3 separate regions of the Homo sapiens genome follow, and all the other regions are linked to region 2. The links are chromatin loops, found by intact Hi-C in ENCODE. Cell type or tissue: heart left ventricle. All regions are shown on one strand.

Region 1 (8,000 bases), 52 kb after region 2:
TGAGGACACAGACATGTGAAGACTAGGGAAGACCTTGGGAAGACAGGGATGAAGCCACCATCTACAAGCCAAGGAGAGAGGCCTCCAATGAAACGAACCCGTCCCCTGCCTCTACCTTGGACTCCCAGTCTCCAGAACTGTGAGGAAATAAAGTTCTGTTGTTTCAGCCACCCAGTCTGTGGTTGTGTGTTATGGCAGCCCAAACTAATACAATGAGAAAGTTGCTAACATCTCTAAGCAAATGAGCTTGCCATTTGGTACCCTATGGGTCCCCTGGAAAGTATTTTTTCTGTTTTATTCCACACAATTGCTGGTTTCATAAATTCTTTCAAGAGTAAAAAAGCTGAGCCTTTTTGCTAAATTTCTTGGTGTTGTAGGATGGAAAAGAATTGGCATTGGGTCCAACCAGCCTCCTACCTGGAACGAGCATTTCTCCCTGAGCTCCTGAGTGCAGGGGCCACTCAGCATCTGGTTGTTCCTGAGCATCTCTGTCACATCTTTTATTGATATAAAATCTGCCTTCCTGCAAAGGCCATACTTTAAGTCATATTGTCTTAACACTAGAAGTAAGTTTGTGCCAGGTGTGTAATCCCTCACGCCTGTAATCCCAGCACTTTGGGAGGCTGAGGCGGGCAGATCACCTGAGGTCAGGAGTTAAGAGACCAGCCTGACCAACATGGTGAAACCCCACCTCTACTAAAAATACAAAAATTAGCTGGGTGTGGTGGCGTGCGCCTGTAGTCCCAGCTACTTGGGAGGCTGAGACAGGAGAATTGCTTGAACCCAGGAAGCGAAGGTTGCAGTGAGCCAAGATCATGCCACTGCACTCTAGCCTAGGCGACAGAGTGAGACTCTGTCTCAAAAAGAAAAAAAAAAAAGAAATGTTTGTTCCTTCTGCCACATCATAATCCTTTAAATATCTGCAGACAGATATGTCTTTCTTTAATCTCTTCTCCCATTTCCAAACAATTCCAGTTTCTTCTATATTCCTCATAAAAGATGAACTAACATTGTTCTAAGCATAAAGCTAAGGGCTTCCCGTGCCCTTCTCACTGAATTTTCACAAGCACTCCACAAGGTTGCCCCATTTCACAGATGAGAAAACTGAGACTTGGAGGGTTAAACTCTGTACTCAGGGTCACATAACTGGAAAGCAGAGTAATGAACTGGCCCTGTCTACCAAGGCCCGTGCTCTTGGCCACTTGGCTGTCCTGACTCCTGGGGGTCCTGGGGACTTGACAATTTCCACATCCCTCTTTCCGATTGCTTTCCTTGGATTCACACTAATGTCTGTGTCCCACTGAAAATGCAGCTAAGTCCTGCCTGCCAGATGTTATCAGGCCAGCATCCATAACCTCCTGCTGCTCCCCACCCCACAAGATGAAGGCAGGGGAGGTGAAGGCCATGTCTGTGTTTGGGGAGGACATACACAGGCAGACAAGCAGACGAGCTGTTGAAGATGAGAACCACACTTGTTCCACTTATAAGTGACTGCCATCGCCCTGGCTCCCAAGAGCCTGCCTCTGCCTACTCTTCACACCTTTCCAAGCACAGCTGACAATAGCTGCTGCATAGACAGAGGACACACAGCCTCCTGGTTTCCGCAGAACTCTCCAGACACTCCTTGGCTAGGTGTGAGGAGTGAATATTTTCTCACTCCTGTCCCGGCCTTCCCAGAACCCATAGAGAAACTGCAGAGGCTGGGAGCTGTCCAGCGTGGTGCATTTGAGTCATCCAAAATTATTCATTCTATTTTCCCCAGCGTCTCTTAACCTGTGCTGATGAGATGCAGAAATATGATAAAACAACCAAATCTATCACCTTTGTGATAATCTATTCATGATGAAGGCTCTCTGCTGTTTTCTAAGCAGAGCAATAGTCATAACAACACCCTGTACAACGTACTTTTCGAGGAAACCCAATGTGGGTAAAACGAATCTGTAGCAGTTGATTCTCTATGTGCAGATCTACGTATAAACCCTTATGGAGCTCTGAGCTGAAAAGCTACGGCAGCAAAAGGCAATAGCAAACCAATGAATGCTGGGCCCTACTCAAGGTGGATAAGAGCTAGGGTTATTGATGCATTTTGATGCTCGGGGATGGGGCTGCAAAGAGGAAAAAAAAAAGAGTTTCCCGTGAAAAACTCAATAAAGACATGGAGTTGAAAACTACACTTCTGCAACTTCCATTAGATAAACAGGATTTTAACCCACTTCAGCAGACTTTTGAGCAAAAGTCAAAATACAGATTGTTACAACCCCATCAAGGCTGAGCTTCTTGAGGCAAAAATAATGTCATGTATGACTTTTGTCCTACTCATGGTGCCAAGCATTTGGTAAATGCTCAAACTTTACACACACACACACACATACACACACTCTCTCTCTCTCTCTCTCGTCCTCCTCCTGGTCACTCACATTGAAATCTGCTCAGATATTACTGGCTACTGGAGAAACCTGAGCTATTGCAGAATTAGACTGCAGTGAAGTCCTCTTTAACCCCAGTGAAGCAGTTATGGGGGAAATGTTTTTCTAAACATGTTCTATGAAAAATATAACAAGGGGTCAGAACTCATAGAATGGTTAAGTTGCAAAAAGCCAAACCAAACCAAAACAAAACGCCCTCTCTGCTCGGTCCTTTTTGGAGCCCTTTCTCCACTCCCTTCTGATGTGGCGGTGAGGAAAACAATGAAAGGAAGAGCTCAGTGTTTTCTCAATGCTTGTTAAGACAAAAACTCATTAGAAGTGGTTTTCTTGGAGGAGTGCTAATGTGGCTTAGCCTCCTCACTGGCATGTGTACTCATTTCTTTCAAGTGAGTCATGAGAGGAGGGGGTTCATTTAGTTGGGGGATCTGTGTCCACTGTGGGGAAAATGGACCAGAAGACCATTCAGCTGTGGGCTAGGACTGGAAAAGGAGTAAGATACTCTCGCTGTGTTAGGAAGATGGCTTTCTAGAAGTGACCATGGAAAACTGGCATGAAGCCATCAGAATAGGAGAACTATTAAGTTTCTATGCTTGTGACTTACATATATTTCAAGTGTAATCAGGGTTTGTTCCCACTGAATTCACTTTCGACCTAGCTGACAGTGATACTCTCTTGACTGCCCCTTGGAGCTGTCATTTTGTGATGGTTCTCCTTGCTTCTAATCCAAGTGCTGTCATTGACCTAGCGTCCTTATCCCTGAAGTGTTTCACAGAGAGCAGAGAGGGACACCCACAGAGCCCCGAGAAAATCAAGAGCAAATAGAAGCTTCGTTAGACTCATGTAACTTGTATAATTCAAGTTTACCATTTTTACGCATTTAAAAAAGATCTGCTTGGAAGTGAGTTGCTAGTATAAAAGGCCCGGGATCATTTTGATTTATCTGGCATCCTTTGGAAAACTTTAAAAACTTTTTGGTCAGTGATCTAAATCAGGGGCTAGCAATCCACATCCCACTGGCCAAATCTGGCCTGCCATGAGCTAAGAATAGCTTATACCATTCTTATATTCGGTTTTTACCAAGTGGTTGAAAAAAATTAAAAGAATATTTCATGACAGGAGAAAGTTATATGAAATTAAAATTTCCTTGTCTGCATATAGTTTTATTGGAAACAGCCATGCTCATTGGTTTAAGTATTATCTACAGCTGCATTCTCAAAACAGCAGTGTTGAGCAGTTGCCCACAGAGACTGTACAGCCTGCAAAGCTGAAAATATTTACTATCAGGACCTTTTGCAAAAAGTTGGTTGATTCCTGATCTCAATCAAAAGACTTGAAGCTGGGTGTGGCGTTGCACACCTATAATCCCAGCTACTGGGGATGAGGCATGAGAATCGCTTGAACCCGAGGGGCGGAGGTTGTGGTGAGCCAAGATCACGCCACTGCACTCCAGTCTGGGCAACAGAGTGAGACCCTGTCTCAAGTAAATAAACAAATAACAGAGGACTTGAACTTCTAACTGGCCACCAGAATTTGTAAATTCAAATGTCTTCAGGAGCCAGACACAGGTCGGGGACAGGGTGGGAGCAGGTGCATTCAATCATGGATCATAATGGATTCCATGGTGAACTGAACAGGGTGCTTCCCCTACTTAGAGGCATTCAATTTCAACATTATAAATTATGGTGCCACCCAGTGGTGTGTACGCAGGCTGGATTCTGCTTAGGGACCTACAATTTGTAGCCCTTTGAAAAATCTCCCACCTTTTTAATACAGTGGAGAGTTTGGATCTAACATGCCATGATGTTGAATCTAACATCCCAGCATATAAGTTAATGACAGTCATATAATAAGGTATTATTTAGAAAATGATAGATGTTTTGCACTTAAGAAAGCATGGAATGGGGAAGTCACATGTAGACGAGAACAGAATTAAGGCTGAATGGGACCAGAGATGATCTACAGAGGAGGAGAGGACTGGCCTAGAGAGACGGTCACTCCACCTTCGTCTGGCAGCCTGGGGGAAACCAAGTCAGGCCCTCTCTTTGAGGCTCGGTGCTAAGGTCTAAAGGAGAATGGTCAGCCTTCACGCTGAACAAATCACACAGCAATGCAACTATCAATTAGAGAATCTTTAAACCTGTCTTTAGTATTAATGAGAGAGTTACCATCCTCCTGGGGATAGGGAAAAAAATACCCAACACACTTGTACCACTGCATTATTTCTGGCCTTCACAGGAAAACACACCCAGAGGCAGTGACACAATAAACTCCACTTTACTGGAGCAGAGCTGTTAACAGCACAAGTTTCTCTGAGTTCTCATTATTTATATACCACTCCCCGCCCCTTTCAGTAACAAGCTAAGCACCTCTTGCTGACTGACTCAGCTCAGAGTATAAAATAAATGTGATCAAAAAAGCTACTGAACACTGCGCACAATGTGTAAAAGACTTCCTTTGCAGAGACAGTCATCAGGCCTCCAGAATTCTCCTGGGCCTACGGAGGGTGCAAGAACAGTGGACTGGGGCCCCCTGGCTATGTGCTTGCCTACTTAGCACAAAAGGACACTTGCTGCTTTTGAGAGGGAGCCTCCTCGACTGCTGATTAGTTGATGATGCCAAATGAAGCCCATTTTTTTGTGGGCAGTCCTGAAACGAATGGAGGTGAGTTCTCCATAGAGAAGACAGAGACCGGGTACTTGCCAAGTGCCAAGCTTGCTCACTGGACATAGGCAACCCTCCCCAGACTCCCTGAGCTGTCCAGGCTGCCACTGAAGTCCTGCCTGGGGTCAGGGAGGCCTGCCATCTGAATGTCGTCTCTTTCCTACCTGGTTCTTCTCATCTTCCCTGCCCCACCCAAGTCCAGGGATGGGTCTAACTTTAATGGAGACAGGAAAGTCAAAAATACAAAATCAAAAGCTTCCATTGCATCTAGCAAAAGTAAACCAATCTGGTAAAAAACAAATCTAAGGGATTTAGGCCTCCTTTTCAGAACAGAGCTCAAACAGTGCCAATTAAGAATTAAAGTTTCTTGCAGATGTAGAAAATCAAGACTTCTTCTAGAAGAAAAATAATGCTCAGCCGCTCAAGATGGATCACTTGAACACAGAAGTTCAAGACCAGCCTGGGCAATGTGGTGAAACCCCATCTCTACCAAAAATACAACAAATTAGCCAGGCGTAGTGGTGCTTGCCTGTGGTCCCAGATACTTGGGAGGCTGAGGCGGGAAGATTGCTTGAGCCCAAAGGTTGAGGCTGCAGTGAGCTATGATTGTGCCACTGCACTGCAGCCTGGGTGAGAGTGAGACTGAGACCCTGTCTCAAAAAAAAAAAAAAAAAAAAGAGTGGTTTCTGATTGCAAAAACAGCACTAGGATTCCATAGATAAAAGAAGAATTTGGGCTGGCTGTGGTAGCTCACGCCTGTAATCCCAGCACTTTGGGAGGCTGAGATGGGAGGACTGCTTGAGCCCAGGAGATCAAAACCAATCTGGGCAACACAGTAACACCCCAACTCTACAAAAGAAATGTAATTTTAAAAAGGACAATTTGATATTATTAAATCATACTGATATTATTCCCCCATTTAACAGCTCATACACACACACACACACACACATTTAGTATCATTTAATATCATATACACACTCTTATCGTGTACAAAATAGTATATGATAAAATTGAACAACCATCCCTAATAAAAGCTTTCAGGAAAATAAAATAATTCCTCAGCAGTATAAAAGATCAGCTCTGAAACCTTTCCTCTGCAAGGTCAACAGTAAAATAAAGGTAGTATAACTACTAAAGTCTAGCCCAAAGCATAAATGGACACCCGCTCCCATTGCTATAATTTAACATTTTCCAGGAAATACTAATGAGTGCAATTAGATAAAATAAGAAGTAAATGGTGAGAAGAAGGGGGGGTTATAAAATAAGAATTATTTGCAGTTGACACAACTTTCTCTTTGAAAAAATTCAAGATAACTGAAAAATCTAATCTAAATTAAAGGTGCATTCACAGATGTAACTGTACAAAAGAGCACTGGCTTTCTTATATGCCAGCCATAACCAGTCAGAATAAGCCTAACAATAAAAGTTCAGGACCTTGGTGAAGAAATGCATAAAGCCTCAATATAAAAGAAAATGAACAAACAAAATGCTTGCCATGCCTTTGGATGGTAAGGCTCAATGGTGTGAATATGGCAATTCTGTACAAATTCATCTACGGAATTAACACACACCGTAAGAATTTCTTTTTCTAGAACTTGACAAAGTTATTTCTGAAGTTCATTTGGAAGAATAAACATGCCCAACTTGCCAAGAAAATTTTGCGGAAGAACAAATAATAAGTGAGCACTTGCAATACTAGTTATTAAAATGGATTATTAAAGCTGTAATAATTAAGATAGTGAGATAGCAGCACAGGAAAAGACAAATCAGTGGAACAGAGTAGGGTCTGAAAATAACCTTAAGAATCTATAGGGATTCTGTACATGGTAAATGGGGTATTTCAAATCAGTGAAACAGAAAATGTTTAATTCAGTAAGTGGCTTAGATGTCAGGTAAAAGAAAAAAATTAAATCTTAGTCCCTACCTCATACTTTTCACTCAAATGATTTCCAAATGGGCTATAAATGTAAATGTAAAAAATAAAGCCATAACGATAAAATATAGGTGAGCATTTTTAGAATCCTGGAATAGAGACTTTCTAAACATGAAACCAAAAGCAAAATCCTACTTGAAGGATAGTTTTGAATACGTAAAAATGTTAAACTTCTGCATGTTAAAAATATATATAAGTAGAAAAATTTAAGAATCAAAATAAATTAAAAGAAATTGAAGCATATGACAAAATGTTAAAATCTGTAACACAGAAAGGACTTGCAAATCAAAAAGGAACAGCCCAACTTAATAAAAGTGGGCAAGGATGCAAATAAATAATTTATAAAGTAAGAAATACTGGCCAGACGTGGTGGTTCATGCCTGTAATCTCAGCACTTTGGGAAGTCGAGGCAGGCAGATTGCTCGAGCCCAGGAGTTTGAGACCAGCCTGGGTAACATGGCGAAACCTCATCTCTACTAAAAATGCAAATATTATCCAGGCTGTGTGGTGCACACCTACAGTCCCAGCTACTCAGGTGGGAGGATCACTTGAACCAGTGAGACAGAGGTTGCAGTAAGCTGAGATTGTGTCACTGCACTCCAGTCTGGGTAACAGAGCCAGACGCTGCCTCAAAATAAATAAATAAATAAATACATAAATAAAATACTAATGACCAAGAAATAAATACGAAAATATTTAATATTTCATACAAAAATATATTCAATCTCACAAGTAATCAAAACATGCCAATTAAGACACCAGCAAGATATCTGTGAGGCTAGTGAAAACGTTAAAAAATCTGTTCATACCGACCACTGGTGGAGGCATGAGGAAACAGGCCCTCTACCACACTGGTGGGATTTATAATTAATCCAGGGCCATCTGGCAATATTCTCCTGCAGATTATTTTTGGCAATTAATTTGATAATAATTAGATAGAGACATGAAAAGGGATACCAGCATTGCTTATGAGAGCT
Region 2 (8,000 bases):
CCTCTTCAAACCCTTTGACTTAAGAAAAAAACAGTGTTGCTAGCAGATAAGCAACTAGGAGCATGCAGGCACAAACACACATAGCCAAACGAAGCTGAAGATTAGGTTTGATATGCTAGGGCTGGGCAAAATCCAGAGATGTGGAAGACAAGAAAGTCCTCTCCCCCACTCCCCACCTTCACCAAGAACAAAGGAAGGAAAGGATGGCAGAATGAATAGCAATAGTATTCTAAATAGGTAGTCGGTGTCCAGCAAAAAGCAATCAAAGGTAAGTTCCAAATGGGAGTGAAGAAACTGAACTAGCTACCAGAGGAGAGCCTCATCAGGGCTTATTTCCTGGGCATGTGGGGAATGTCATCTGCTACTTTTTCATCTGTTCTATTGGTAAGTAATTGTAGAGTCCATGCTGAAGTTACTTCATTGATTGAGCTTATGAATGTGGTTGTTCCATATAGGAAATGTTGTTATAAAAGAGGTTTCATGAAGAAGTTGACCCATCAGGCAGATACTATTAATATGTGTAGCTTTAAATCCAGTAACACAATTGTATTGGTCCGTTTTCATGCTGCTGATAAAGACATACCCGAGACTGGGCAGTTTACAAAAGAAAGAGGTTTAATGGACTTACAGTTCCATATGGCTGGGGAGGCCTCACAATCATGGCGGAAGACAAGGAGGAGCAAGTCACATCTTACATGAATGGTGGCAGGCAAAGAGAAAGCTTGTACAGGGAAACTCCCCCTTATAGAACCATCAGATCTCGTGAGACTTACTGTCATGAGAACAGCACAGGAAGGACCTGCCCCCATGATTCAGTTGCCTCCCACCAGGTCCCTGCCACAACACGTGGGAATTCAAGATGAGATTTGGGTGGGGACACAGCCAAACTATATCAACAATACAATATTTGATTCTGGTGCCTGAAGTTTTACTTTTACATCAGTATTAATGAGAACTTAAGAAAACGATTTGTTTGTGTCATGTTTACAGAAGTATGAAATCAATGGCTTTGGAGTAAGTATGCTCTTAAACTGTAACCCACACCTGACACAGTGAGAGATACTCTTCCAATAGCCCTTATAGATGGACTGAGATTAGTACAGGTTGGCAGGGTGTTCTCTTCTGATCCATTTTATTAGTAAATAGGATAAATACTGTGTTTTGGGATTTGTTTTTTTTTTTTTTTTTTTTTTTTGGAGACAGTCTTGCTCTGTCACCGAGGCTGGAGTGCAGTGGCACAATCTCAGCTCACTGCAACCTCAGTCTCCTGGGTTCAAGTGATTCTCCTGCCTCAGCCTCCCAAATAGCTGGGACTACAGGCGAGCGCCGCCACACCCTGCTAATTGGCTAATTTTTGCATTTTTAGTAGAGATCGTGTTTCACCATGCCTGGCCTCAAACTCCTGACATCAAATGATCCACCCGCCTCGGCCTCCCAAAGTGCTAGGATTACAGGTGTGAGCCACTACACCTGGCCAAGAAATACTGTTTTGAGTAGAGCTGACTGCCGTGTTTCTGGAAAGTAGGAAAGTTTTTGGGGAGAGGGTTTTGTTTTTAATCAGTGAATTACTAATTTTTTTTTTTTTTAACCAAGACAGCCACTTTCAAATTTAAAGTTAAAATTCCTGTAGTTGAATGCATTTTGGTTATTCAGAAAGCACAAATAGCCACCATAACTCGTTATGTATTATTTTGATTATATTTTAATAGTGCATAATTTCTCAACACATTTGCTGTTTTGTTTTGTTTCCTTGAGAACGGGTTCTTACTCTCTCACCCAGGCTGAAGTGCGGTGGCATGGTCAACAGCTTGCTGCAGCCTGGAAATCCTGGGCTCAAGCAATCCTCCTGCCTCAGCCTTTCCAGGTATCTAGGACTACAGGTGCATGCCACACACCTGGCTAATTTTTTATTTGTAGGGATAGTTCTCACTATGTTGCCCTGGCTGGTCTCAAACTCCTAACCTCAAGCAGTCTTCCCACCTCGGCCTCCCAAAGTACTGGGATTACAGGCATGTGCCACCATGCCCAGCCATTTGCATAATTTTAAAGTTAACTGGAGAAACTTAGCACATTTTGATTCTCTTTTTGTTCTTGTTCCTTTTCCTTGCCCTTTGCCCAATTTAGCCATTACCACATTACTAGTTCACCTCTTTCTAACTATCACGGCTACCACTCTGTCTAGGCATTAAGTCCTAATAGCTGTGGCCTCACTTTTTATGAATTTTGCACTCGTTTAACTGCCAGAAAAAAAAAATTGTGCTGATTTTTATATTCTGCTGCAGAAATCTACAGCTTTATAATATTATACATCATCCAAAGCTTTACAGTAGTCTTCTAATGTCTACTTCCAACTTCTAGCCTTTTTTACCTTGGTTGGCTATTCCAGTGTTCCTACCATTGTTCATAACCTCTGTATCTTTCCCGTATCGTTTGTTCACCTTTTTCATTCTGAGTCCATTGCTGCTTTTAAGACCAGAACTCTTCCTTGACACACATAAGTAACTTTACTTAATACTACCTCTGACTTTATTTTGCATTTCCTCAGCAATATTTTACACCACTCTGTTTTTCTTATTCATATGTTGATTTGAAAGTTCTTAAATGATCTGAGTGTACCTATAGTTCCAACTACTTTGGAGGCTGAGATAGGAGGATCACTTGAGTCCAGGAGTTCAAGTCCATCCTGGGCAACACTGTAAGACCTTATCTCTAAAAAAAAATAAAATAAAATTTTTTAATGCTTTTCATTGATAAATGCTTTACCAGCCCTTTTGTAAGGTTCTTTCATTTCTTGTTGTGCATACTTAATAAATGTTTGTTGCTGTCTGATCGTAGTCATTAGCCACACATTTGAAAGAGTCAAGAATGGGCTGGGCACGGTGGCTCACGCCTGTAATCCCAGCACTTTGGGAGGCCGAGGTGGGTGGATCACGAGGTCGGGAGATCGAGACCATCCTGGCTAACGTGGTGAAACCCCATCTCTACTAAAAATACAAAAAATTAGCCGGGTGTGGTGGCGGGCGCCTGTAGTCCCAGCTACTCGGGAGGCTGAGGCAGGAGAATGGCGTGAATCTGGGAGGCGGAGCTTGCAGTGAGCCGAGATCACACCACTGCACTCCAGCCTGGGCGACAGAGCGAGACTCCGTCTCAAAAAAAAAAAAAAAGAGTCAAGAATGATGACTAAAATTATGTAGTAGAATAGGTGTATGATAGTTCACTTTCTCTTTTACCTACTCTTGTTTTCTTCTCATGTTTGCTGCCATTTACCTGCACATGATTTTTATCTATCTCATCTGTTCCTGCTATGCAGCTTCACTTGAACCAAAGAGAAATTTTTTTTTCCTACTTGTCCCTTTGAACACATGGCAGGTTGCTCTGAGGAACTATTGCTACCACTTGGTTTTGTCCTTTTTTCTTTCTTGAAAATAAATTCACAAAAGAAGATTGACACAAAATTTCAGGGGAGATTGTATTTATGAGGGGACCGTGGAGTTTGATACTTTCTCAGATTTTTGGAAGGTAAATAGGGCAACAGACCTATAAAACATCCCCTGAAAAAGGTAGATGGTGGGAAGCCTCTCTTTGGTAATGTCACTAACTTATGGGCTATTTTTAGGACAAATTAGTAAGCTGTGTGTGAATCCAAATACAGAGGTCGATAAAAATTTCTTGTTATTTCGTTTTTGACCATGGGCAGGTTTCCTAACCACTCCAAGCTTAATCATTCTCTGCAGCCATAAGTATGATACCTACCTAATTTGGAGGGATATTATGATATTCAGTTTAATAATATATATCAAGATGCCTAGTGTGCTGCTTAGCATGAAGCCAGTGTTTCCTTTAAAAGTGTAGATTTACATCAGAATTAATATTAGTTATAAAGATGGAAAGTTGTTACATTTATTTGCTTATTCTAATACCAAATTTAGGAGCTCTGTGCTTTTCATCTGACCTCTCTTCTGCCTACCTGCTTGCCACTCCCTCAAAAAAGAACTGTTTCAGAGGAGACTTTTTTTTTTACTTAGATGAAATTTTGAAGAAAACATTTTACAAAGAAATAGTATTATTCCCATTATTTTATTGTTTATGATTAAATTAGTTTAAGTAGAATTTATGGTCTTGTGTATTAAAAGTTAAGATTATTATTCTAAATTTCTAGCATTACATTAAAATTTAAAGTTGACTTTCTAAATGAATGATTTTTATATTTTTAAGTGTGTATTCTGTCTGGTAACTAAAACAAATGGTTAACATTTGAATTTGAAATCAACTAAATTGGAATGATGTTTTATTAAAGGAAAAATGAGGGAGAAATGTGTTAATTTACAGCTAATGTTTTAGTAAAAGTTGATGATACCTAGAACTTAATTTTATTCATATAGAAAATGGTTTTCATTTTATTTGATTCTTATTTTAATGAACTGTTACTAAAATAACAGTTTTAATATATACAGTTTTCATAAGAAATTCTGTGAATAATTCTTACTTCTTCCACAAGAGGGCCTTCTTAGAAAAGCTTTTTCTTGTTTAATGTCGAGGTATTTCTGTACAATTTCCATGAGAAGTGAACTTTCCATAAAAAGAATTTTAGAAAAAAAGATAATACTTACAAATTTTTTCTAGGGTATATAACTACAAAGTAATCTTTTTTGAGATGTTAGTGGGGGATATTTTGTACATTTCACTCATTTCTTATCTTACATCTTAAACAGATGGAGTATTTTCTATTCTCTATTAACTATTAAAGGCTAGACTCTAAGCAGAAATGTAGATAAAGCCTTTTCACTAGTCTGACTTTACAGCATTATCTGATATAATTATATATGCCTTCCCACTTCTACCCTTAAAAAGCTCAGCAAGAATTGTGGTTTTAAAAACAAAAAGCAAAACAAGTGCCATGTGAAGATCTCTATCACAAACACATATGTATAGAATATTTTCTCAGATAAATATTTTATTACACATATGCCACCAAACAAACTATTAAATGAGGTTTTGTCTTTCTAAGTCCAGAGCTTCAAATTATCAACTCATTGATACTTCTTTTCCATAATGTTCTAATACTTTATTTTAGCAAAGTCCAGAGGAACAAGAATCAGGAATAGAAGAAATTAGGAGTATTTAGTTTCTATCCAGCTGCTCCTTGTTTTGCATTTGCCTGAGTACAATGGTCCTTAGCAGAGTAGGGGTGATTGGGAGTCTTTAACATTTTCTTTTATTTCTCTCAAGCTATAGGGACTGAGGAATTTATTCAAGGAAACTATAGTACTAAGTGGTTAGTATAAAGGATTGCTTGCATTTTCAGTTTGGTCCAGTATCTATCCTTTCACTTTTCATAACTATTGTCTTGGTTTAGTTTATTTGCTATCAAACCCATGTGCATAAAAGTCACCTGAGGGCCCGCTTAATAATACAGGTGTCCCCAGTTAGAATGGCATTCATTAAAAAGTCAGGAAACAACAAGTGCTGGAGAGGATGTGGAGAAATAGGAACACTTTTACACTGTTGGTGGGACTGTAAACTAGTTCAACCATTGTGGAAGACAGTGTGGCAATTCCTCAAGGATCTAGAACTAGAAATACCATTTGACCCAGCCATCCCATTACTGGGTATATACCCAAAGGACTATAAATCATGCTGCTATAAAGACACATGCACACGTATATTTATTGCGGCACTATTCACAATAGCAAAGACTTGGAACCAACCCAAATGTCCAACAATGATAGACTGGATTAAGAAAATGTGGCACATATACACCATGGAATACTATGCAGCCATAAAAAATGATGAGTTCATGTCCTTTGTAGGGACATGGATGAAATTGGAAATCATCATTCTCAGTAATCTATCACAAGGACAAAAAACCAAACACCGCATGTTCTCACTCATAGGTAGGAATTGAACAATGAGAACACATGGACACAGGAAGGGGAACATCACAGTCTGGGGACTGTTGTGGGGTGGGGGGAGGGGGGAGGGATAGCATTGGGAGATATACCTAATGCTAGATGACGAGTTAATGGGTGCAGCACACCAGCATGGCACATGTATACATATGTAACTAACCTGCACATTGTGCACATGTACCCTAAAACTTAAAAGTGTAATAATAATAAAATAATAAATAATAATAATACAGGTGTCCAGACCTCAGCCCCGGAGATATTAATCAAGTAGATCTGGAATGTGCTTAGGCCATTCCATATCCCCCACCCCCAGCTGTTTTTTGTGCCAACCAGAGTTTGAGGGTTAGTGAAAAGAGCAAACCAGACCTGTTTTATTTCTCAGAAATCTGCTAGTTCCGTAACCTTGGGCAAGTTTCTTAATGTGTCTGAGCCACATCTACAAATAGAGATAACCCTTTTCTTTAAGATCATAATTGGGATTAGAACAATTAACAGGATAGTGGTTGTAACAGTGCTTGACCTACAGAAGACATTTAGTAGATGAGATACCTTCCCTGTTGCATGTGAAATTTTTGCAGTCTGGCCCTTGTCCATTTTACCAACTCTGATCTTTTACATCCTTACAAATTCCTCTCCTCCAGCCACATTAGATTACTTGTTTCTTAAATAAGCAGGTCTTTGAGGCTCATATGCCTTAAAATTCATAATCACCTGTCCTTGGAATGTCATCTGCTGTATATGTTCCTTATTTCTTGTCATTTAAGGCTGTTAAGTTGTCATAGCTTCTGTGACCACTCTGACCTTCCCTACATACATACTCTGTCCAATCTGCTCCTGCTGAGAGGTGCCATGCTGTAATGAAAAGAGCATGTGTCCTGTAAGCAGACAGGGATCTGAATCATGACAGTCTCTAACTAAATGTGTGGGCTTGGGCAAGTTACTTAATTCCTTTCAGTCTCTTTTTTTTTTTTTTAATGCGCTAAATGAGGATAATATTACTGTGCAGTGTTTGTGAGAAATAAAGGGAATAATGTATGCGAAGCACCTAGCCAAGGGCCCAGCACATAAGCATTCGGTAAAGAGTATCTGTTTCTGTTATGATAATGATCCTGTGTCCTTATTCACCTTTCTGTGACCAATGCGGATTATAATACTGGCATTTAATAGGTTCTCAGTAATTATTTGGTGAAGGAATAAATAGGTCCATGAATAAATAAATACATGGAAGGTACTTGGAAAACTATCAAGCATGATTTAAAGGTTCTAACTACATTTGAGTGCTGAGTTTTGTCATATGAAGCCTGTGTACTGTGTATCTCAAATCTGATTATAATATAATTACATGACCGGGCCTGGTGGCTCACACCTGTAATCCCAGCACTTTTGAGAGCCCAAGGCGGATGGATCACTTGAGGCCAGGAGTTGGAGACCAGCCTGGCCAACATGGTGAAACCTTGTCTCTACTAAAAACACAAAAATTAGCCAGGCATGGTGGTACACATCTGTAATCTCAGCTACTCGGGAGGCTGAGGCGTGATAATCACTTGAATCTGGGAGGCAGAGGTTGCAGTGAGCTGAGATCACGTCACGTCACTGCACTCCAGCCTGGGTGACAGAGCAAGATTGTCTCAAAAAAATAAATAAATAAGTAAATAAATAAATAAATATAATTACATGGAGCTAAGCTAGACTTTCAGGAAAAGGCAGTAAAATTTAAATTTTACACCTCTTATGGATTAGAGAAATGCCAGGTTATTGATGTGCTGATGTATTTTAAAGTTTAAGTTCAAGTTTAACCTTTATAATAAAAAGAGTCATTATTTAAGAAACAGTTTCAGATAATTTGATTATCATTATAATCAGAATTCAACAATATTTAATATGTGGTAGTTTAATAAAACATCCCTCTGCTTTAACATTAACATTCAAATTTTCAAAATAAATTTTTTTAATAGCAACATTTCATTGAATTGGATGAAAATAGACAGAGATTATTGCAGAAATGCAAGGAACTTATGAAAAGAGCTAGGCAAGTATGTAACCTGGGTGCAGAGCAGACTCTTCCTCAAGAATACCAGACAGTAAGTATAA
Region 3 (8,000 bases), 54 kb before region 2:
ATTGATTTACCTTTTTTTCATTTTTCTTCTTTTTTGATGTACTTATATGTTTATTTTTTCTTTTCTTACCATCATCCCATTCACTCTTATATAATGTTGCCTTAGTGTGCCACTTAATTTTTTTTTAGCAAATACTCCTATGACATGACAGGCATCACTTTCACCTACATGCTGGTTTTTATTTTTCTTTTGACCCATTTTCATTTTGTTTTTTTTTTTTATTTTTACCCTTTATACTTGAGTTTCTTTTGCTTCTTTATACATCCCTGTATCTCTTCTTTATTGACAGATTAGAGGTAAGTCACATTTTCGTAGCCATTAAGATATGTTTCAGATAACAGGATGGAAGTCTGAGAATCTGAACTGGTGATAGAAATAAACGCTCAGTGATTATCAGGACTGTTATTAAATCATTACACTGGTATTTACTATTTCTGAAGTTGTCCCAGAGGACAAATTTACATTAATAAACCTGTTTTGATATCAAAACAATCTTTTCTTACATTTGGTTTCTGCCTGTATCTTGATTTTTAGTATATGTGTTAGTTTAAGGTAGGGCATTAACTTCTGTTTGTTGAATTATTTGCAAGGAATATGAAAATGTTCGTCAGGAATATGAAGAAGTAAAACTAGTTCGTGACCGAGTGAAGGAAGAGGTCAGAAAACTTAAAGAAGGGCAGATTCCTGTAACATGTCGAATTGAAGAAATGGAAAACGAGCGTCACAATTTGGAGGCTCGAATCAAAGAAAAGGTACTTTTTGGTTTCAATTTTGGATTATCTGAATTTTATTTTAGCAAATATAAAAAATATTTTGCAGGTGTTTGAAAATATTTTCAAGGGTTTTCTTGTATCTTTCATTTCTTAAGTTTTTTAACCAGGAATTCTGCCACCATAGGATTTTCAAGGACATACTTATTACTGTGGAAGTGTTGCTACTTTATAGGACTTCCAAGATATAAAGAGAGAAAAGTGAAATATGATTTTTTTTAGGTACAAGAGGATTCATAGTGGTATTCCTGGAAACACTGAGCTCTTTTTGTGAATATATTATACATCTGCTTTGTAATTATACACCCTTTTGAAGGAGGGCAATATAGAAAATCTGATGTTTTTGGAATAGATAATAGAATAATATTCCCTGTATTTTAAAAGTATAACTAGATATTTTTTATGACTATGGCTTCTAACCTTCGGTGGATTTTGAAGTTAGAGATTATTTGAGAATTGTTTAAATTCCTGCTTCTAAAATAACGCAGTATAGGCAGATCCAAAATCGTGCATGAGATTTTGGAGATTCATGGATGCACTGAAGTCAAGGTATTGACCCCTACTTAAGAACCTCTGATATGGCTGGGCACAGTGGCTCATGCCTGTAATCCCAGCACTTTGGGAGGCTGAGGCGGGCGGATCAGTTGAGCTCAGGAGTTCAAGACCAGCTTGGCCAACATGGTGAAACCCTGTCTCTATGAAAAACACAAAAAACTTAGCCAGGCATGGTGGTGTGTGCCTATAGGTCCCTGCTACTCATGAGGCTGAGGCAGGAGGATCACTTGCGCCTACGAGGCAGAGGTTGCAGTGAGCTGAGATTGTGCCACTGCTCTCCAGCATGGGTGACAGAGCGAGGCCCTATCTCAAAAAATGTATATAATAATAAAAATTTAAAAATAAATCAATAAAGAATCTCTGATATAAATTGTCAGTTGCCTCAAATATGTAGAATTATTTGTAATTAGACCAGCGGAATTTATGCTATATATAGGTAATTTTATGAAACCAGAAAACCATTCACAACCTTTGTGTACTGTATACCCCTGATGTTGGCCACTGTGCTTGAAGATGGGTGTCAGTGATGGTAAAGGGTGGATCTTAGCCTGGCACTGCTATTGGGAAAAAATTGTATGAAACATGATTTCTGCTATTGAAAGATCATTTAGGAGATAGTGTGTTATGAACTTAGCAGTATTTTTTTTTACAGGCATCATCTCTATTTTTAAAGGTTTTAAAGATTGTGTTTTATTCTTGTGAATATGCTACTCCAGGGTTTTTGTTACTGAATTTAAGATTGCCATTTATACAGGTTTGACTAATGTAAGTTTCATCTTTTGTTTGTAAAAAAAGAAGTTATGTGGAGCTCTTCGATTTCTAGATGTGATTGTACTTTTCTCTTTTTAGGCACCTGAAAGTCAGAAAAATGACTTCTTGAGCTAGATTGTACCAGATACTATGTTGAGCATTTCTACTGAGTGAGAAAGGCCATATCTAGGAATATAAAGTAAACTTTGTAACAGAGGAAATGAATCAACAGTTTTGACTTTGCTACTATCATGTGGGAAAAGCTCCACTATATCTTAATTCTAATACAGGTTAAAGTGAGTTAAAATTATTGCACTCAAGTCCAAAAAATTAAACAGTTACTAAGATCAGATAAAGGTTTTAGGACTTGATTAGATCTGATTCTGAAAAAGCGTTGCCATTGGTCATTTTAAATGTTACGGGGAAAAGGAATTGTAGATATTATCTAGACAAGCCCCCTCATTTTATTGTTACAGATACTGAATACCAGTGATAACACGACTTCCTCAAGGATATGAAACTAATAATTGGCAGTCGTTGTTATGTTAATGATGGTTGGTTATAGTTAAGTTGTGGATTTGTAATTGCTTTTTTTGGTTCTTGAATTTTCTGTTACTGTAAAACTACTTTTGTAGTGGAAAATATGTACATAATAAATTTGAGATCTCTTAATTAAGGAAACATATTTAACCCTTTGTTTTGTCTATTTATAACAGAAGCCCAGCTATTGTTATATTAGGCTCATTGTCAAACATCCATGAGCCTAATTTATTTATGTGAAAATCTGCATGGCCTAAGATGTTTTAGAATTATTTTCCTAAAGAAATAATTCTGAAGTGGTACCTTATGTCAGTCTATAGTAAAAGTAGTTATTAGCACCCATAGCCTTGCAACAGAACACAGTGGTTAATTTTGTTTAATATTCATGCTGTTCTTCTTCCTGCTCATTCTGTTCCAGCAGAAAACTTTTTCCAATACTTGTAATTTTTTTTTTTTAATTCCAGGCAGGTGATGAAGTGTTATGGACAGGGCATAGCTTTTGAGACACACAGACCTGTATTTTAAATCCTCACTCAGCTGTCTGACCTTCAGCAAATCGTTTAGTCTCTCTGAGTTTTAGTCTCCTCAGTCAGGTGAGGACAATAATAGTAATCTTTATCTTACATGATTAGCATGTATGATTTAAGCATACATACATCAGTGTTACTAGCATCAGAAAATTAATTTTCCTCTATCAGAAGAAACTATTGTCTCTTGGCATCAGAGATCCACCGGAGACATGATTTCCTAGGAGGGCTCACAGCTAAGATTTATTACAGCAAAAGGATGCAAAACAGTCAGGAAAGGGAAAATGCCCTGAGGACAAAGTCTAGAAGAAACCAGGCACAAGCTTCCAAGGGTCCTCCCCCAGAGAAATCACACAGAATGTGCTTAATTCTTCCATCATCAAATTATGACAACATTTTAAAAGTCCTGTCTACAAGGGAAGTGCATTACAGACTCAGCACCCAAGGTTTTTATGGGCGTTAGGCAACTAGGCCTTCTAGCAGCATGTTGTTAACTTCCAGAATGCAAGAAGGAAAGCAGATGTTCTGCATCAGCCACATTGTTTGTACAAACACGCACAGTGAGCCACTCTTATCAGTTAGGAAATGGTAGAAACACTCCCAAAATCCAAATTTCCAGACAACAACCAAGGACCGACCTTGCAAACAAGCCTGTCCAAGAATAGTAGTCTTAGTCTATAATGTTGTTTTCTGTATAGCCCTGTTTTCTACTATGTTTGAATTACATATTATAGGTGTTAATGATGTGTAATATGTGTCTATAATATGTCATGTATGTGTTTTATGTGTTAATGAAAAATATCAAGGAGGTAGCATACTTGGTATGATAGAACTCTGCATTTGAAATCAGACCTGATTTTTTATAATTAGTTTCCATTTTTTAGCTATGTATAAAGGTTACTTGGCCTCTTTTGAGCCCTACCAGTCAGTAATATTTGTCCTGATTATCCTGTAGGGTTGTTTTTAGGATCAGATGAAATAAGACAGGAAGATAAATGTAAAGAGAAAAAACATGCATGCGTATTACTGCAACTGTTTATTAATATCATTAGGAATAACCTTTTATAGACTTGCAAATAACTGTTGGTATTTTGTTGATAATTATGGATTTTGCTTGATGTAAATTGTTGTGGGTTAACTCGATATTTGAATGGGCAGGGCCATATAATTTGCTTGCATGAGTTTTTAACTAGCTGTCCCCCCCTCTCCCCGGTTTAATTTTACAGGCAACAGATATTAAGGAGGCATCTCAAAAATGCAAACAGAAGCAAGATGTTATAGAAAGGAAAGATAAACATGTAAGGTTTCATACTAAAATTTTTATTACATTAAAGTTTGCTCTAACTTTTGTTTTCAAATACAGATTATGAGACAGATTCTTGTTGGGGAATGGCCAAGATCCTCTGCATTCTCTATTTCTTAATCCGAGGGAAAGTAAGATTTGGAAGTATAGTAGTTGCTCAGAGGACAATTGTGGAAAATTTCTCAAAACTACTAGCAGCTGTGCCTTATGATATTTGTAGCTGGGTGGCTGTAGTTTTTTAATAGGATAATGGTGGATTTGGTTACCTTAACAGCAAAAACTAAGGTCTAAGGGATTTATTCTGTTGTTGTTTAAAACACAGAAATAGACCTTTTATTTTGAAAAATCAGTGATGACGCTTATGTAGAAAATGCGTATGTACCTTTATGCATGATTGAAATTAATGAGACAAAGTATACTTAAACTATGGAACTTTTCGTCTTTTTTTTTTTTTTTTTTTTTGAGACAGGGTCTCTGTTACCCAGGTTGGAGTACAGTGGTGTGATCTTGGCTCACTGCAGCCTCCGCCTCTCAGGCTCAAATAATCCTCCCACCTCAGCCTCCTGAGTAGCTGGGACCACAGGTGCATGCGACCACACCCAGGTACTTTTTTGAATTTTTGTAGAGATGGGTTTTTGCCGTGATGCCCAGGTTGGCCTCGAACGCCTGAGCTCAAGCTATCCACCTGCCTTGGCTTCCCAAAGTGCTGGGATTGCAGGCATGAGCCACTGCCCCTGACTGGAACTTTTTATTATATTTTTATTGTTGAGTTTTACTCTGTTTTGATATAATCTTGGTTTATAGCTCCAATTTCTAGAAATGAAGACACTTACATTGTAAAACTTTAGCCTACTGCAGGTAATTTATTGCTAAGGAAAAATCTTGTTTCAATTTGTAGTATCCTGTTTTTGATATGTGCAGCTTCTCAATCTGAGAATATAAATTAAAAGTTTTTAAAGTTTTTTTTCCTTTATAATATTGTTTTTTCTTAGTAGATTTTTGTTTCTTTTCTTACTTTGGTTTCTTGCTTTCTTCCTGGAGTCTTTCCTTGCTTATCTGAGAATCTTTGGTTCTCTTTATGGTTAAAAGTAAGGCATTAAAAGGCTGATTACAAATTTTTCGTGCGTGGGTGGGCCTGACGACAAAATTATGTTAGGATGATTAGGTAAGAAAGTGGGCTCTTTTGCTAACAGATGCCCAAATATATGTGTGTTTCTATTCTTCAGGACCATTCTGAGACTAAGTTTTGAAATTACCTGCCTTGGGGGTAGACATGTAACTTCAGGCATTTCTGATGGTTGAAGCATGGTGTTAATCTCCTAGTTCTCAGCCTCACCCCTTTTTCTATCCCTTTATTTTAAGTCCCAGGCTGCTCATTTAATTTCTCCAAAGAATTAACCACAAATGTTCACAGAAGCATCTTGGTTGTCAGTGTTATGTGCTTAGGGTTGTGTATGTTGGGAGAAGGGGATTGGGATGAGAAGGAGGATATGAATAATTGCATTCTATGTGATGTTGTTTCTACTTGGCATTTCCTAGTCCTAAGAATTTCTGGGGTTTTTGTTTGTTTTTATTTTTTAGAAGGAATAATCAGTTCTTCACATCCCTTTCTTTTTCACTCACCCTTTACACTATGGTTCCTATAATATACTGCTAAATTTGTTACTTGTTTTTCCATCTTCTAAGTATTTATTAAACTTTCCATTTAGTGATCTCTCTTCCCTTTCTTTTGTCCTCATGGGATGGATCCCTTTTTACTCCATTCCTATTATTTTATTAGGGTTAGGCAGAAAAAGACATAAAACTCATCCTGTATCCCCAGACGCAAATACAAAGTTGGTAGATTGCCTCATGTTGAACTTCCCTTATATTCCTGTCATGAATTTTAATTGATGTTTTAATATACTGCTGTATTCAACTATAAAATTTTGTATTTAGGATTTTTTGAACTGTGTGAGATTGGCCTATACTTTTATTTTTTGTTCTTTCTTAACTGGTTTTGTTTTCAGGCTTATGCAGACCTGGTAAATAATTTAATACTCTTGGATCAGTTTCAATCATTTATATTTCTTCTCTTCCTATCACTGATATTTGTGTATCCATTTTTTCCCCCTTATCATATTTGCCAGGGCTTGTCACTTTGTAAGTCTTTTCAACTAATTTTTTTTAAAAATCAACTTTATTTTTTGTTGACTATTTAATAATTTCCTCTTTCTTAATTCATTTTTCTGCTTTGAGTATTTTTTAACGTTCTTGAATTGTAAAAAGTGTGTTTCTTTTATTTTTCATCTTTCCTAATTTTTAATAAATGCATTATAGGATATAAATTTTTGGGCATCATTTGGCTACATCTCACGTGTGTTGATTAGTAGGCTCTTTGTTTCAATTTAAGATATTATAATTTTTATTTAAATGTTTTCGTTTGAGGTTACCTAGCAGTTCTTATTGTTTTAATTTCTATGGATATGGAATTTTTTAGGCTTTTGAAAAATGTCAAGTTCTACTTAACACTGCTTTATGGTCAATAAATGTGGCCTTTTGACTTTTTTAAAGAATTTTTTGAGACTTTTTTTTGGCTTTTATTGTGTGTTTGATTTTTGTACCTATTCTTCATGTATTTGAAAAGAATGTGCATTCTGTCTTCAGGTGTGGACATATGTATACACACACATATATACATACGTTAGAATAGGCTTACTATAATTATGTATACTCGTATGTTCTACTTTTTTGTTAACCTACTTGATTTAGTTTTTGTTGTTGTTGTTGTTGTTGTTATGAGACGGAGTCTTGCTCTGTCTCCGAGGCTGGAGTGCAGTGGAGCAGTCTTGGCTCACTGCAGCTTCTGCCTCCCCGGTTCAAGCGATTCTCCTGCCTGAGTCTCCCAAGTAGCTGGGACTACAGGCATGCACCACCACGCCTGGCTAATTTTTGTATTTTTAATAGAGACAGAGTTTCACCACGTTGGCCAGGCTGGTCTCAAAGACCTGACCTCAAGTGATCCACCTGCCTTGGCCTCCCAAAGTGCTAGAATTACAAGTGTGAGCTACCGCACCTGGCCTGATTTAGTGATTTTTAAGGTGTCAGTATCTCCTTCTATGAGTATAGGTTTGTCTATTTTTCCTTGTAATTATATCAGTTTTTGCTTCCTAGATTTTAAAGCTTTCTTATTTTGTTTTTATTTCTGTACCATGTTTTAGTTTATGTGCTGTAAATAATACTGGGTTTTGTTTTGAAATTTTTTTCAATTTGATGGCAAATAAAGGAGTTTAAACAGATGAAGAAGTTTAAACAGTTCACATTTACTGTTATGTTTTCTACTTATTATACTTTTTACTTGATTCCTCCTCTCTTTCTATTTTCTGTTGCTGTTAACCAAGGTTTTCTCATTCTATTTTTTATTCTATAGGTTGAAAGTTAAATTTAGTCCTATTCTAGTGATTACCTTAAAATTTTAAGTGACACATTTCTAACAAAAGAGTTCATCAGTATCTTTATTCTCCCATCTAATTAAGAAAAAAAAATTAGGAAGCTTATACTTTCTCTTCCTGTAAT

The links. Peaks named below come from ENCODE experiments on the same cell type or tissue, not always from the same donor. Only the 100,000 strongest peaks of a DNase experiment are listed, where the experiment ranks them.
Region 1: a loop joins it to region 2, with 2.4 times the contacts of the local background. A loop is called at or near these places in 50 of 110 quality-filtered maps.
Region 3: it touches region 2 in a loop (5-fold over the local background); 3 of 110 quality-filtered maps call a loop at or near these places.

What each region holds. Positions count from the first base shown.
Region 1 is chr9:70,388,281-70,396,280 of GRCh38, forward strand. The region is part of intron 1 of KLF9 (KLF transcription factor 9); the gene reads right to left. LOC124900273 (a long non-coding RNA gene) reads right to left here. Exons shown (of 2, transcript XR_007061576.1): 2 at 4,777-8,000. Among named protein-coding and RNA genes, the nearest start is that of KLF9-DT, 22 kb to the right of the region's middle. In heart left ventricle, a CTCF peak has its summit at 4,118 (motif pointing left); a DNase peak (open chromatin) is centred at 1,668; H3K4me3 peaks cover 862 bases; H3K27ac peaks cover 2,123 bases.
Region 2 is chr9:70,336,280-70,344,279 of GRCh38, forward strand. SMC5 (structural maintenance of chromosomes 5) reads left to right here. Exons shown (of 25, transcript NM_015110.4): 18 at 7,865-7,990. Among named protein-coding and RNA genes, the nearest start is that of KLF9-DT, 74 kb to the right of the region's middle. In heart left ventricle, a CTCF peak has its summit at 4,486 (motif pointing right); no DNase peak of the experiment used is centred here.
Region 3 is chr9:70,281,832-70,289,831 of GRCh38, forward strand. SMC5 (structural maintenance of chromosomes 5) reads left to right here. Exons shown (of 25, transcript NM_015110.4): 7 at 591-752; 8 at 4,369-4,440. Among named protein-coding and RNA genes, the nearest start is that of SMC5, 27 kb to the left of the region's middle. In heart left ventricle, no CTCF peak of the experiment used is centred here; no DNase peak of the experiment used is centred here; H3K27ac peaks cover 1,265 bases.